Linked DNA regions of Homo sapiens: all the other regions are linked to region 2. Evidence: read pairs that join two places in POLR2A ChIA-PET (ENCODE). Cell type or tissue: K562. All regions are shown on one strand.

Region 1 (5,000 bases), 80 kb before region 2:
GGAGGCCGAGACAGGTGTATCACCTGAGGTCAGGAGTTCAAGACCAGTCTGACCAACATGGCGAAACCCTGTATCTACTAAAAAATACAAAAATTAGCCAGGCATGGTGGTGTGTGCCTGTACTCCCAGATACTTGGGAGGCTGAGGCAGGAGAATCGCTTGAATCCAGGAAGCAGAGGTTACAGTGAGCCAAGATCACGCCATTACGCTCCAGCCTGGGCAACAAGACCAAAATTCCGTCTCAAAAAATATATATACATACATACATATGTATACTTATACGTATGTATGTATGTATACATACATATGTATACTTATACGTATGTATGTATGTATACATACATATGTATACGTGTACATACGTATACGTGTATACGTGTATACGTGTACACGTGTACATACGTATACGTGTATACGTGTATACGTGTACACGTGTACATACGTATACGTGTATACGTGTATACGTGTATACGTATACGTGTATACGTGTACATACGTATACGTGTATACGTGTATACGTGTATACGTATACATACGTATACGTGTATACGTATACATACGTGTATACGTGTATACGTATGTATACGTGTATACGTGTATACGTGTACATACGTATACGTGTATACGTGTACATACGTATACGTGTATACGTGTACATACGTATACGTGTATACGTGTACATACGTATACGTGTATACGTGTACATACGTATACGTGTATACGTGTACATACGTATACGTGTATACGTGTACATACGTATACGTGTATACGTCTGTATACGTGTATACGTGTATACGTGTACATACGTATACGTGTATACGTGTACATACGTATACGTGTATACGTGTACATACGTATACGTGTATACGTGTACATACGTATACGTGTATACGTGTACATACGTATACGTGTATACGTGTACATACGTATACGTGTATACGTGTATACGTGTATACGTATATATAGGTTATTGCCAGCTTGGGACTATTATGTATAATGATACCTAATATTATGAATATTCATAATTAAGTTTTGTTATGTTGATTTTCATTTCTCCTGAGTAGATACCTGGAAGTGGAATTTTGAGTTGTATGGTAGTTTTACATTTAACTTTTTGAGAAACTGCCACACTGTTTTCCAAAGGGCTGTACCATTTTACATCCCCACCAGCACTGTGTGAGGGTTCACATCCTTGCCAACATTTGTTATTGTCTATCTTATTATTATTGCCATTCTAATAGGTATAAAATGGTATATTACTGGGGTTTTAATTTGCACTTTTCTAATGATTAATAATGTTGAGTATCTTTTCACGTAACTACTCATAATTTGTGTATCTTCTTTTTTTTTTTTTCTGAGACACAGTCTCGCTCTGTCACCCAGGCTGGAGTGCAGTGGCATGATCTCAGCTCACTGCAATCTCCACCTCCCAGTTTCAAGCAATTCTCCTGTCTCAGCCTCCCGAGTTGCTGAGATTACAGGCATGTGTCACCGCACCTGGCTAATTTTTGTATTTTTAGTAGAGACAGGGTTTTGCCATGTTAGCCAGGCTGGTCTTTACTCCTGGCCTTAAGTGATCCGGCCGCCTCAGCCTCCCAACGTGCTGGGATTACAGACATGAACTACCGCACTCGACCTATGTATCTTCTTTAATGAAGTTTGTTCATTTCTTTTGCCCATTATTTGATTGGGTCAACTGCCTTATAATTACTGAGTTGTAAGTGTTCTTTGTATATTATGAATACAGATGCTTTATCAGATGTGTTTTGTAAATATTTCCTCCAGTCTGTTGCTTGTCTTTTAATTTTCTTAAGGCTGTCTTTTAAAGGGCAAGAGTTTTGAATTTTAAGTCCAATTTATCAATTTTTGCATTCATCACCTATGCTTTTGGTCCAAAAAAGAAGTGGGCCAGGCTTGGTGGTTCACGGCTGCAACCCCAGCACTTTGGGAGACCGAAGTGGGTGAATCACTTGAGCCCAGGAGTTCCAGACCAGCCTGGCCAACATGGAGAAACCCTGTCTCTACTAAAAATACAAAAATTAGCTGGGTGTGGTGGCGCATGCTTGTAGTCCCAGCTACTCAGGAGGCTGAGGCAGTAGAAGCCGGGAGGCAGACATTGCAGTGAGCTGAGATCACACCACTGCATTCCAGCCTGGACAAGAGAGAGACTCCGTCTCAAAACAAAAACCAACACACACACACACACACACACACACACACACACACACACACACACAAAATAAATAAGTAAAAGAAATAGGTCGGGCATAGTGGCTCATGCCTGTCATCCCAGCACCTTGGGAGGCCAAGTCAGGTGGATTGCTTGAGGCCAGGAGTTTGAGACCAGCCTGACCAAATGGTGAAACCCCGTATCTACTAAAAATTATGAAAATTAGCTGGGCATGGTGGCACATGCCTATAATCCCAGCTTCTTGGAGGCTGAGGCATGAGAATTGCTTGAACCCAGGAAGCAGAGGTTTCAGTGACACGAGATTGTGCCACCGCACTCCAGCCTTGGTGACAGAGTAAGACTCCATCTCAAAAAAAGAAAAAAAAGTTGGTTTTAGATGGTACTTATCTTTAATTCCACTAATCCAAATATATCTGTAAACTAATCATATTTGTAAATGGTGTCACTGATCCTGTAGAGAACATGATGCAACAATTGACCTTGTTTACAAGACTACCCAGGGCGGTCAGCAGTGGATTGCTCCACTTTTCGGGTTGATGTAGTTTTTCTGGTTTTTTCTGTGTGTGTGTAGTTTTTCTTTTTTTTTTCTTTTTTTTTTTTTTTGAGACGGAGTCTCACTCCATTGCCCATCGCCCAGGCTGGAGTGCAATAGCAGGATCTCGGCTCACTGCAACATCCACCTCCCGGGTTCAAGCAATTCTCATGCCTCACCTTCCCAACAAGCTGGGGTTTACAGGCATGTGCCATCACGTCTGGCTGATTTTTTTGTATTTTTAGTAGAGACGGAGTTTCACCATGTTGGCCAGGCTGGTCTTGAACTCTTGCCCTCAAGTGATCCGCCTGCCTCGACCTCCCAAAGTGCTGGGGTTACAGGCATAAGCCACCATGCCCGGCCTGGGTTGATGTAGTTATTTGCATAGGTTTAAAGAGTTGATCCTCCTTCTTACTAGGATCTAACCAAAAAATTAAATTTGTAACTATGACCGTGCATGAAATAGAAACTGACCAGAAAACAACGAGGTCTGTTGCAAACCTTGTGATTCTCCTGTCCTTCCAAGTACATGATAAGATCATGTTTTCCTGGCCTTCTTGAATTTAGGCATGCTCATGACTTGATTTGGCCAATGATATAAGTGACAGGTGGAAATTTGAAGAGCCTTATGGAATTCGCTAAGTTCCCTCTTCCTGTTTCATAGAAGATGGAGCCTCCATCAGCCTGGGCCTGGAATGAGAAGCAGAACCCCCTGGCTGCTAATGTAGTCCAGGAAAGAGAAATGAACAGAATCCCTCTGATAACCCACATTAAACATTGCAGCTTGAGCAAGAAATAAACATGATTTGTGGCCAGGCACAGTGGCTCACATCTGTAATCCCAGCATTTTGAGAGGATCACTTCAGTGCAAGTTCAAGACCAACCTGGGTAAGATAGTGAGAACCTCCCTGTCTTTACTATTGTATATATATAATACATATTTTATATGTGTATATATTAGCTGGATGTTGTGGCTCACAGCTGTAGTCCCAACTACTCAGGAGGCTGAGGCAGGAAGATCACTTGAGCCCAGGAATTTGAAGCTGCCGTGAGCTATAATCATGCCAGTACTCCAGCCTGGGTGACAGAGAGAGACTCTGTCTCTAAACGAAAGAAAACAAACAAAAAAAACCCAAAAAGGTGAGTTGTATGATGCCACAGAAATATTACGAATGTTACTGTAATATAACCTGGCTTAATACAAAGGTTACAAACTATATTTAATGGAGAACGCTGCCTTAAAACCCTTCAGGTTATTGGTTTGGAACCTGCTTAGGAGTCGAAGTTTGGGTTCCCATCCTAGCTCTGGCAGAGCAGCTTAGGCCCAGCTCCTCTGGTCAGCCATGGACCCATTATCCCTTCAAGACACACATATTTATTCACTCCATGATGGGAAAGAGCATGTCCTTTCTTTTTTTTTTTTTTTTTTTTTTGAGGCGGAGTTTCGCTCTGTTGCCCAGGCAGGAGTGCAATGGTGTGATCTCTGGTCACTGCAACTTCTGCCTCCTGGGTTCGAGAGATTCTCCTGCCTCAGCCTCCCGAGTAGCTGGGATTACAGGTGCACACCACCACGTCCGGCTAAGTTTTGTATTTTTAGTAGAGACAGGGTTTTGCCATGTTGGCTAGGCTAATCTCGAACTCCTGACCTCAGGTGATCCGCCCGACTTGGCCTCCCAAAGAGCTGGGATTATAGGTGTGAGCCACTGTGCCTGGCCAGGCAATGTTCTTTAATTTATGTGTCTGTTTCTACATATGGAAAATGCAGACAGTAGTATCTACATGTCATCGGTATAAACAGTTTAGGATAGTGCCTAGCAGAAAATGCTTTGTGGGTATTAGCTGTTAGTGCCATATGGCTCTTGCTGCCACCCTTACCCTCTTCCCAGCAACCCATCCAAAACATGCTGGGTACAGCCATTCCCACCTCTTCTTTTGGAGAGCTGAGCACAGCACAGGAATCAACCCTGGGAAGCTTATGTTCAGTTTAAATGATAAAATCCTGAGCTAGGCTGGGCATGGTGTCTCACACTTGTAATCCCAGCACTTTGGGAGGCTGAGGTGGGTGGTTCACCTGAGGTTAGGAGTTCCAGACCAGCTTGGCCAACATGGCGAAACCCCATCTCTAATAAAAATACAAAAATTAGCCAGGCATGGTGGCCCACACCTATAGTCCCAGGTACTCGGGAGGCTGAGGCAGAATTGCTTGAATGTGGGAGGCAGAGGTTGCAGTGAGCTGAGACTGCGCTGGGTGTGGTGGCTCACGGTTGTAATCCCAGT
Region 2 (5,000 bases):
ATTAGCCAGGCCATGGTGGCACGTGCCTGTAGTAATCCCAGCTACTTGGGAAGCTGAGGTGGGAGAATCACTTGAACCCAGGAGGTGGAGGTTGTGGTGAGCCAAGATCGCGCCATTGCACTCCAGCCTGGGCAACAAGAGTGAAACTCAGTGTCCAAAAAAAAAGGTGAAAATTGTAAATTTTTTGTTACATATATTTTACCATACATTTTATATATATATATAAAAATATGTTTTATATATATAAAATATTTTTTATATATAAAATATATTTTATATATATAAAACATATATTTTATATATAAAATATATGTTTTATATATATACACACACATATACACACACACACATAAATGTGTGTGTGAGTGTATGTATTAGGTGAGATGCCATGAGGAAAAGAGAAGATGCTATGGAAGAGTGCTCCTTGCACCAGAGCTAATCTGCAGGGGGGACCTCTCTTGAGACCAAAATGGAGGGAGCTGACCCAGTAAAGAAGAAGGACAGAGTCCCAGGCAATGGGAGCATTGTGCAAAGGCCCTGAGGCAGAACATGTTTTAGTGGGTCTGAAGATCTGCAAAACTGTTGGGGTGTGGTTGGGGTGCAGAAAGCAAGGACGAGGTTGGCTCTAGATGAGGGTGGACAGGAAGGCAGGGGCAGATCTTGCCTGGCAAGGACTTCAACTCACAGGCTAAAAGCAATGGGAAGCCAGGGAAAGGTTTTAGGCAGCCACGTATGGTTTGAAGTGGTGTGGCGGGAAGCTAGCCAGTTATTGCAGTAGCCCAGGCGATAGATGGCTCTGGACTGGAGTGGGGCATGGAGATGGGGATATGTGGCACTGGGGTGGGAGTGGCGGGGAGGTGTCAGAGAACCAGTTACTGAGTTTCCAGCTGCACTGCAGTGGGGAAGTTCGACTGGAGGCTCCCCCGAACCCATTCTCCAAAATGGTGCCTAATCTACAAGTTGTTTTTTTTTTTAATTGTGACAACATACATATAATAAAAATTATCATTTTAACAATTTTTACATGTCCAGTTCAGTACACTCACATTAAGTACATTCACATTGTTGTGAATCCATCCAGAACTCTTTTTTTTTTTTTTTTTTTAGACAGGGTCTTGCTCTATCACCCAGGCTGGAGTGCAATGGCACCATCTTGTCTCACTGCAACCTCTACCTCCTGGGCTCAAACAATCCTCCCACCTCAGCCTCCCAAGTAGCTGGGACCACAGACACACACCACTATACCTGGCTAATTTTTGTATTTTTGGTAGAGATGGAGTTTTGCCATGTTGCCCAAGCTGGTCTTGAGCTCCTGTGCTCGAGTAATCCTCCCACCTCGGCCTCCCAAAATGGTGGGATTACAGGCATAAGCCACCATGACCAGGCTCATCCAGAACACTTTTTGTCTTCCCCAGCTGAAACTGTATCCATTAAATACAATCCTCCCTCAACAGATGTAGGGGATTGGTTCCAGGAGCCCCCCATACCCAAATCCACACATACTGATGTCCCACCCTTCATATATGTGGGTTTCGCAACCTCTGAATACTGTATTTTTTATCTGTGATTGAAAAAAATCCACATATTAGTGGACCCATGCAATTCAAACCTGTGTTGTTCATGGTCAATGGTAATAACTCTTTTTTTTTTTTTGAGATGGAGTCTGGCTCTGTCGCCCAGGCTGGAGTGCAGTGGGCGATCTCGGATCACTGCAAGCTCCGCCTCCCGGGTTCAAGACATTCTCCTGCCTCAGCCTCCCGAGTAGATGGAACTACAGGCACCCGCCACCACGCCCGGCTAATTTTTTGTATTTTTAGTACAGACGGGGTTTCAGCGTGGTCTCGATCTCCTGACCTCGTGATCTGCCCACTTCGGCCTCCCAAAGTGCTGGGATTACAGGCGTGAGCCACCATGCCCAGCTTGACAACGGTAATAACTCTTTAAGTAGAAACAGGATATCTGTAAAAACAAAAAAATACCAAAACAGTAATAACTCCCTACTCCCCAGCCCCTGGAAACCACCATCCTATTTTCTGTCTCTGAATTTGACTTCTCCAGGAACCTCAGAAAAGTGGAATCCTACAGTATTTGTCCTTTCGCGACTGGCTTATTTCATTTAATATATAGTCTTTGAGGTTCATACATGTATTTGCAACAGGGTTTAGGACAAAATGTTGTTGTAAAGGTTGCTAAAAGTATGACGTAAGGACTGAGAGGAAGCAGAGCAAAGTTAAGACTGAGAAATGTGGTCAAAGTTTCTCCACACCAGCCAAGGAGCAGGCCTTACCACCCACCCCGCAGCACACACCTGAAGCTTCATTTCTCCCCAGCCCCCACTTAGGGCCAGCTGATGTTCCTGGGTCTCCCTGCCTGTATCTGCCTGAGCGTGTATGACTGTGGTTGTCTATCAGGGTGGGAGGATATACGTGTGTACCTGTGCATTTGTTTTCTGTTGGTGCCATAACAAACTACCACAAGCTAAGTGGCTTAAAACAACACAAATTAATTAATTAATTGATTTTTGAGACAAGGTCTCGCTCTGTTGCCCAGGCTGGTCCCAAACTTCAGGGTTCAAGCGATCCTCCTGAAGCAGGGGAAGAGGGAAAATACAGCAGGAGAATAGCAAAGGGAATTAAAATTTGGATCAAGGGCAGAATGAGTAAAAGCAGGGAGCAGAAGCCAGGTGAAGGGGCAGGTGAGCAAGAAGCGAGATAAAAACCAGAACAGCCAAAACAAAAGTGAAAAAGAAGCCCCCATCTGGGCTAAATCCGGACCAAACCTGTTGCGGGCAGCTCCTCAGAGATGGGCATGCACATTAAAGAGAAAAAGTATCCTTAAAATGACCCCGTTTGGTAATTAGCTCATTGAAGCTCATGCATATGGACTGCAAATCACTCATGTACTTAAAATTATGGGATGGAGGTGACACACAAGGGCCAAAGTAACTAAGCAACACATCTATCAATCAAAAAGGCAGACACTGGCTAGAGATTAGGCAGCCTTGGGAAGAGAACACACACACACACACACACACACACACACACACACACACACACACACACACAAAGACCCAGAGTACACAAAACTAATGTTGATCTCATCTGCCAGAGGTCAGTCCACTCTCCCCCTCTAAGAGTGTAATACTGTGCTTAATATCTGTGTGTGTCTGGTCCAGTTCTTTGTTCAGGACACCAAGAGCCTGAAATTACAGAGCACTATCCAGTAACACACCTATCACAGCCTCCCGAGTAGCTGGGACTACAGGAATGTGCCACTGTGCCCAGCAAACAACACAAGCTTATTAACTTACAGTTCTGCAGGTTACAAGTGTAACATGCGTCTCAATTTAGGGTGTCAGGGGCCGGGTGCGGTGGCTCACACCAGCACTTTGGGAGGCTGAGGCAGGCGGATCACCTGAGGTCAGGGGTTCGAGACCAGCCTGACCAACATGGCAAAACCCCGTCTCTACTAAAAATACAAAAATTAGCCGGGTGTGGTGGTGGGCGCCTGTAATCTCAACTACTCGGGAGGCTGAGGCAGGAGAATCGCTTGAACCTGGGAGGCAGAGGTTGCAGTGAGCCGAGATCCCACTATTGCACTCCAGCCTGGGGGACAGAGCAAGACTGTCTCAAAAAAATTAAAAAATTAAAAAAAAATTAGGGTGACAGTAGGTCTTTCTGGAGGCCCTAGGGGAGAATCCGTTTCCTTGCCTTTTCCAGCTTCTAGAGGCCACCTGTGTTCCTTGGCTCATGGCCCTTTCCTCCATCTTCAAAGTCAGCAATGTAGAATCTCTCTGATGCTTCTTCCTTGTCACGTCTTGTTTTCTGACCACAGCTGGGAAAGTTTTATCTGATTTTAAGGATTCATGTAAATAGATTGGGCCCACCTGGATAATCACCCCATGTGAAAGTCCTTAACCTTAATCACATCTGCAAAGTCCCTTTTGCCAGGTAGGATACACACCATAGGATTAGGACATGGGTATCTCCAGGGAGCCTTCATTCTGCCTACCACCTCTGCATGAAAGTGAGGGGGGGTGTGTGTGTGTGTAGGTCTGTGTCTCCTCAGCCTTTGCCTCCAATGCAGAGGGCCTCTCTTCAAACTTTGCATCTATTTTGCTGTAGTCAGAGTGAGGAAACCTTAGCCCATTAAACCTTAGTGAGGAAACCTTACCATATATTTGTGGTAAGCAAACATACGCAAAACCACCATGCAGATAGGGACCTGGCTGGAGCACCTCTCCTGGGGCTGGCTTTCTAGGGAACTGGAAGATAATTCACAGAGATCCCTTCCAACGCATCTATCCATCCCAAACTCAGAGTCAGGTCCAGGGAGGCCACAATGATGGGAAATAAATGAGGTGTTGAGTGACCATGAGGCAGAACAAGCCTTATACTCCACGCTAAGGTGCACTCCCTCAGCTAGCCCACCCAGTGGAGCTCTGCAGCCCCTCCCACCCGACCAGCCTGCCCTCCACACACCATGCTCTCCTGCCTGGGCATTCTCCTTATTCCTTCCAACCACAGCCCCTGCCTAAGGAGGCCCCTCACACCTGGGAGGTTTCCTCTTTCCTCCTCTCTGACTCGAACTATGAAGCATCCTTCATGACCCAGCAGAAGTCTCCCCTGCTCAAGGAAGCCTTTCTCAGCATGTCCCTGTCCTCCTCCAAGGCTGTGCCTTGTCCTTTGAGCACAGGGTACTGTCTCCTGGTCCTGTTTCTTTCACAGTGCACATCACCACGATGGCCACACAACAGGCCCTCGGTCAATGCCATGTCCTGGGCACACCACACCCTTTCAGGCCTCTGCACTTCTGCACATGCTGTCTGCTCTTGACTAGAATATTCTTTCCTAACTCCTCTTGCAAGGTCTCATCTTCTCTGAGGAGCCTTCTCCACCTCCCCTCCCACACTGCTCTTCACTTTTTAACATTCCCACTTTTCTCTTTTTAGAACCTATCCCTGTTATACCATTCATCACGTGAACTATAATTCCATTAGA
Region 3 (5,000 bases), 660 kb before region 2:
TCCCTCCCCTCGGGTCCCGGCCAGTCCCTGGGTCCCGACGGGCGCCCGCCGGCCACCGCGTCCCATACGCAGTCCCCACGCCGGCCCCAGGGGGTCTGGGGCGCTCCTCGGGAGGGGGACCCCGAGGCTGTCCAGCGCCCGTCCGCCCTTCCCTGGGGCCAGCCCCTACCTCTCTCCAGCTCCCCACCCGCCAGGACCCCGAACAGCCCCACCCGCGCCCCCAGCGCACTGATTCCCGTCCCCAAACCGGTCTTGCAGGTCCCAGGAAGGTGGCGTCAGCATCTGCAGCCGCGTCGACGTTGTCGGAGCCTCCGCGGAGGACCCAGGAGAGCCGGACTAGGACCAGGGCCCTGGGCCTCCCCACACTCCCCATGGAGAAGCTGGCGGCCTCTACAGAGCCCCAAGGGCCTCGGCCGGTCCTGGGCCGTGAGAGTGTCCAGGTGCCCGATGACCAAGACTTTCGCAGCTTCCGGTCAGAGTGTGAGGCTGAGGTGGGCTGGAACCTGACCTATAGCAGGGCTGGGGTGTCTGTCTGGGTGCAGGCTGTGGAGATGGATCGGACGCTGCACAAGATCAAGGTAGGGTTGCCCGCTATACCTGCAGCCTCCACTGCACCCTTACTGCCTCTCTCCCGGAGTCTCCTGGTCCTCTCTCCGGGCTAGACACCTGGCTGTATATCTGGGCCCAGAGAGAGTCTCCTTCCAGGGACCGGGAGGAGACACAGTCTGCTGGGCCAAGCCCCATCACACAGATGGGCCAACCGAGGCCTGGAGAGCAGGAGTGACTCACCCTGCCTCTCTCAGCTGGAACCCAGGCTTCTGCATGCCCCTGCCTGTTCCAGGGATCTGGGCTGCTGCCAGGCCCTTCTAGGAGAGTGGTCTCCCTCAGGGACCCCTCTGCTGGGGAAGCCTGCACCTGGTTCCTGACTTGAGTTACTCCAGGTGGGAGACTGGGCCCTTCTCTCCCTGATTCCTGGTTCTCAGCCTGAGCTGGGTCTCCTTCCCCGCTTTCTGCACCCTGGGTTGCCCAGGACCCGATTCCTTACTGCCCGATGCCCTGCTCTTGCTCTTTCCCTTCCCTCCCTCCCTGGCTGCTCCCTTAGCCTCCTGCAGGGACTCAGGATTGTGGCTGGCAGATCCTGAAGGCAGGGCTCCAATACCCCTGCCTTGCACAGAGCCAGGCTACAGGTGGGCTGGGGAAGGAAGGGGCCTGGGGTCAAGGGAAGCCAACATAGGGAGCAGTTGCAGACACATCAGTCGCTCACAGCCATCTCCCCTGCTCTTCCCAACCCCACAATTCTCCTCTCTTTGCCGTGCAGGGCAGGCTTGGGGTTTGGGACCCTGGGAACGCATATCCCCCAGGGGACCAGATGGGGCAGGGGCTCGTGAAGACTCTGGTTTAAGGGCCTCAATAGCTGCCCCCAACACATCTGATGTTGCTGTGGGTGCTGCATTTCCAGGGCTGGTAGGTCCCCTTGCAATGGGCTCTGGCAATAGGCTGTGCCCTTCGCCTTCCTCTTCCTTGCCTTCTCCCTTCTGCTATCCTCCTGGAAATGTGGAGGAGTCCACCCTCCCCTTCTGCCTGGGACCTAGTCTCAGACTTAGTTCAGGCATGTATCTTGGCCCCTTACCAAGACCTGAGATGTCTGACCTTTCCCCTCTGACCCTGAGCCCTTCTGCCTCACTTTGTCTTAATCATTTACATATAGTTCTGTCCATCCCCACACGATTATCTGCTTTTCACTTTCTGCCTCCCCTTCTCCCCTCTGACTCTGTCTGCACCTTGGCCATCTGACTGTTTTTCCCTCTGGGTTTCCATGTGTGTCTCCCACTTTGGGATTCGCTGCCCAGGGCCTCAGAACCTGTGTCTGAGCCTGAGGAGCAGGGATGGGGAAGGCAGCTGGCATGTCCCAGCTGGTTGTTCCCTGAGAGCAGGGACAGGTCTCCTATCCTTTTTTCTTTTTTTTTTGAGAAGCCTCACTCTGTCTCTCAGGCTGAAGTGTAGTAGCGAGATCTTAGCTCACTGCAATCTCCACCTCCCAGGTTCAAGTGATTCTCCTGCCTCCCAGCAGTAGCTGGGACTGCTGGTGCACACCACCACACTCAGCTAATTTTTGTATTTGTAGTAGAGATAGGGTTTCACCACATTGGCCAGGCTGGTCTTGAACTCCTGACCTCAAGTGATCCACCCGCTTCAGCCTCTCAGGTCCTGTCCTCTTTGCGTCCCCAGCATCCAACACAGTTAGAGCAGGGATATTGGTGGAAGAGAGGGGGGAGGAAAGAACCAAGGAACAAATTGAATGAAAGGTGAGAAGGGAATTCACGAGAGCCTGACTGTGACCTGGGAAAGGCTTCAGGCGGGCAGTGCACACTGGGGGAGAAGTGTAGTTTCCCCACCAAGCTGGCACTCCAGAAAGTCAGAGGAGGAGGGGTCTGAACTGAGGCCAGTACTCCCACCCTCTGTGTCAATAGGGCGGAGCTACCTCCTCCATCTGGCTTGGTTAATGAATAAACCCTACCCAGCCCAGGCCTGGAATTGGTGGGTCTGGGGCCAGGCTGACTGCAACAGACCACTCGTGGCCAGATCAGACTTGTCAGGTGGCCTTCCTTGTGGGTGGCGGGGACTTGGAAAAACTGGGGTGTTGTAGGCTTCTGGACAGGCATACACCCTGGGCAGCCAGGACCCTACCCTCCTTTTCTTTCAGACTGAACAGATGTTGGAGGTGCCAAAGAGCCCTTGGTAATCCCTATGTCATACCCCTCCTGCCCCTGGGATGCAGGCAAGGATACTGGGGCTCAGAGAGGGGCAGGGACCTGCCTAGAGTCACACAGCTGTCTCAGCAGAGCTGGGTCTGGAACCCAGATCTACAGCATCTTGGCAGTCCTCCTGCCTTGCTTCTCCCTGCAGGGTGCCTCCCCAGCTTTGCTCCCTACAATGGAGAGAGGGTGGGGAGAGGAGGTGAGCAGAGCCCAGACCCAGGAAGGAGGCTGGGACCCTGGTTATGGGCACCCCAAGGTGCCAGCTCCCACTCCTGATCCTCTCAGCACAGCTAGTTGGAGCTCTGGGAGAGATGGACAGAGGCCTGTGAGCTTCCCATCCCCAAGATTGCAGGACTCCCAGGTTCCATGCAGATAATCCCATTTCTGATAATGAGAGCCCTGCTCTGAGCCAAGCATTTCTCCCCATCATCTAATTTACCCCGAGGCTAGTCTGGGGCAGTGTAGTCTTGTCTCTGTGTTACAAACAAAGAAACTGAGGCTGAGTGAGGTAATGTTATTTGCCTAAGGTCATGCCACAGCTGAGGCAAGAGTGGAACCCATGCCAGCCTGGCTCCAGAGCCCCTGCCCCTCTCCACATGGGCTCGCATCTTAGTCAACACTGTGGCCTTTAACCCCATCAATAACTCTTTGAAGGCCTGGAGGACGCGTTGTTCTCATCATCCTATTCTTGTTTGATGGATGAGAAAGCCGAGGCCCACAAAGGGGAGTGGCTTGCCAAGGTCACCCAGCAGGTCTGGAGCCAGAATCCCTGGGGATGACTGGGTCACTCCAGGAGGCTGGGACTCAACTGCAGGTGTTTGCTGAGCTTCTGCCCCCCTTTCCCCCTCCCCTCTCCTGCCTCAGCCTGCTCTGGGCCTGTCCCCAGAGCTGGGAAAGCCAGCTGACCCCTGGACATGCCCCGTGCTCCTGATCCCAGGGTGGGGGTGGGACTCCACCTAGCTATCTACCTGATTCAATTCCTCTTCCTCATCTCTCTTCCCCTTACCTGGGTCCAGAGGTCCCTGGAAGCCACTGTGGCTCAAGGCCCAGTAGTTGGAGCCAGGACAAAGAGAAAGGGGCTGTTGGAGGCCACCTCCACCCCTTCCCTCCCTCCTGGCCTCCAGCCTGACCTGGCCCCAGGGCTGCACTGTGCTCTGAATACTGGAAAAGAGACAGACACTACCTCCTGACAGTTCAGTCCCTGTCCCAGGGACAGATGCTGAATGTGGATCCTGGGTACAAGGCAGGGGGCAGCTTGGAGCCTGAACTCAGGTCTCTCAAAGCCCAGGTCAGCTTCCTCATGGCACCTGTATTGGTGTGAGAAACGGGAGACCAAGAGCTTCTGTCAGTCATTCAACCAGGGCCAGCTGGGGTCCAGTCCTGGCTGTTGCATGTGACCTTGGGCACATTCCTGCCCCTCTCTGGGCTGCTTGCCCGTCTGTGCCATTGGGCCCTCTTGGCTCCAAGAGCCTCTGAACTCAGCACCCAGCTGGGGAGAGATGAGGAGCAGGCAGACAGCAGAGGACGTGGCCTGTGAGGCCCTGGCCTGGATGCTCACGTGCTCTGTTCTCCTGAGGCTGGCCGCATGAGAGGCAGGGGAGACCTGCGTATCTCCTCAGAGGTCTTCAGACCCTGGTGGAGAGAGGACAGACAGTTCCAGGTGACCTCCTACCCACTGCACAGGCAGCCTTGGGGCAGGAATGAGGCCTGATAAGAGCCTGAGCCCATGACAGGAGAGACCTGGCCCTGGAGCAGGTGTGGGAGGGGGTGTGGCTGAGAGCCTGAGGCTCTGCTGGCCACAGGAAGCTGGGCAGTGGGGACCTGTCTCCTCTGACTTCCTGTCCTGCTGCTCCTCCCCTTCCCCTTTGGGAAAAGCTCAGGCGGCCCCTCCCAGCCCTGTCTCACTGTCCACCTACCCCACACCACAGGCCACCTGGGTTCCAGACACCAAAGCCAGTGCTCAGCTCATGACCCCTCAGCACCTCACCCTCTCACCCTATGAAATGCCAGATGGCTCAGGGGTCTCCAAGGCCCTTCCCACTCTTACTAGTCTCTGGGACTTAAAAGGGTCATGGGGAAGGTCAGGGCCACGTGTGGGACAGGTCTCCTTAATCCCATCAAGCAGATGTGGAAACTGAGGCTCAGAGCAGGAATTCACTTGTGCACAGCCAAACAGCCGGACATGGCTGAAGCTAGATCAGGACCTAGGTCCTTGACTCGCCAAGGCTGAGATCTCGCCAC

The links. Peaks named below come from ENCODE experiments on the same cell type or tissue, not always from the same donor. Only the 100,000 strongest peaks of a DNase experiment are listed, where the experiment ranks them.
Region 1: POLR2A ChIA-PET joins it to region 2 with 5 read pairs; 7 of 35 experiments call an interaction of 5 or more read pairs at or near these places.
Region 3: POLR2A ChIA-PET joins it to region 2 with 5 read pairs; 1 of 35 experiments calls an interaction of 5 or more read pairs at or near these places.

The regions. Positions count from the first base shown.
Region 1 is chr11:72,197,124-72,202,123 of GRCh38, reverse strand. FOLR1-AS1 (FOLR1 antisense RNA 1) reads left to right here. Exons shown (of 3, transcript NR_199595.1): 2 at 3,388-3,611. Among named protein-coding and RNA genes, the nearest start is that of FOLR1, 7.5 kb to the right of the region's middle. In K562, no CTCF peak of the experiment used is centred here; no DNase peak of the experiment used is centred here.
Region 2 is chr11:72,116,664-72,121,663 of GRCh38, reverse strand. No RefSeq gene overlaps it. Among named protein-coding and RNA genes, the nearest start is that of ANAPC15, 6.5 kb to the right of the region's middle. In K562, no CTCF peak of the experiment used is centred here; a DNase peak (open chromatin) is centred at 2,993.
Region 3 is chr11:72,776,553-72,781,552 of GRCh38, reverse strand. It overlaps STARD10 (StAR related lipid transfer domain containing 10), which reads left to right. Exons shown (of 7, transcript NM_006645.3): 2 at 259-578. The coding sequence starts at 372. Among named protein-coding and RNA genes, the nearest start is that of MIR4692, 4.5 kb to the left of the region's middle. RefSeq lists a silencer at 1-82. In K562, no CTCF peak of the experiment used is centred here; a DNase peak (open chromatin) is centred at 4,562; H3K4me3 peaks cover 1,395 bases.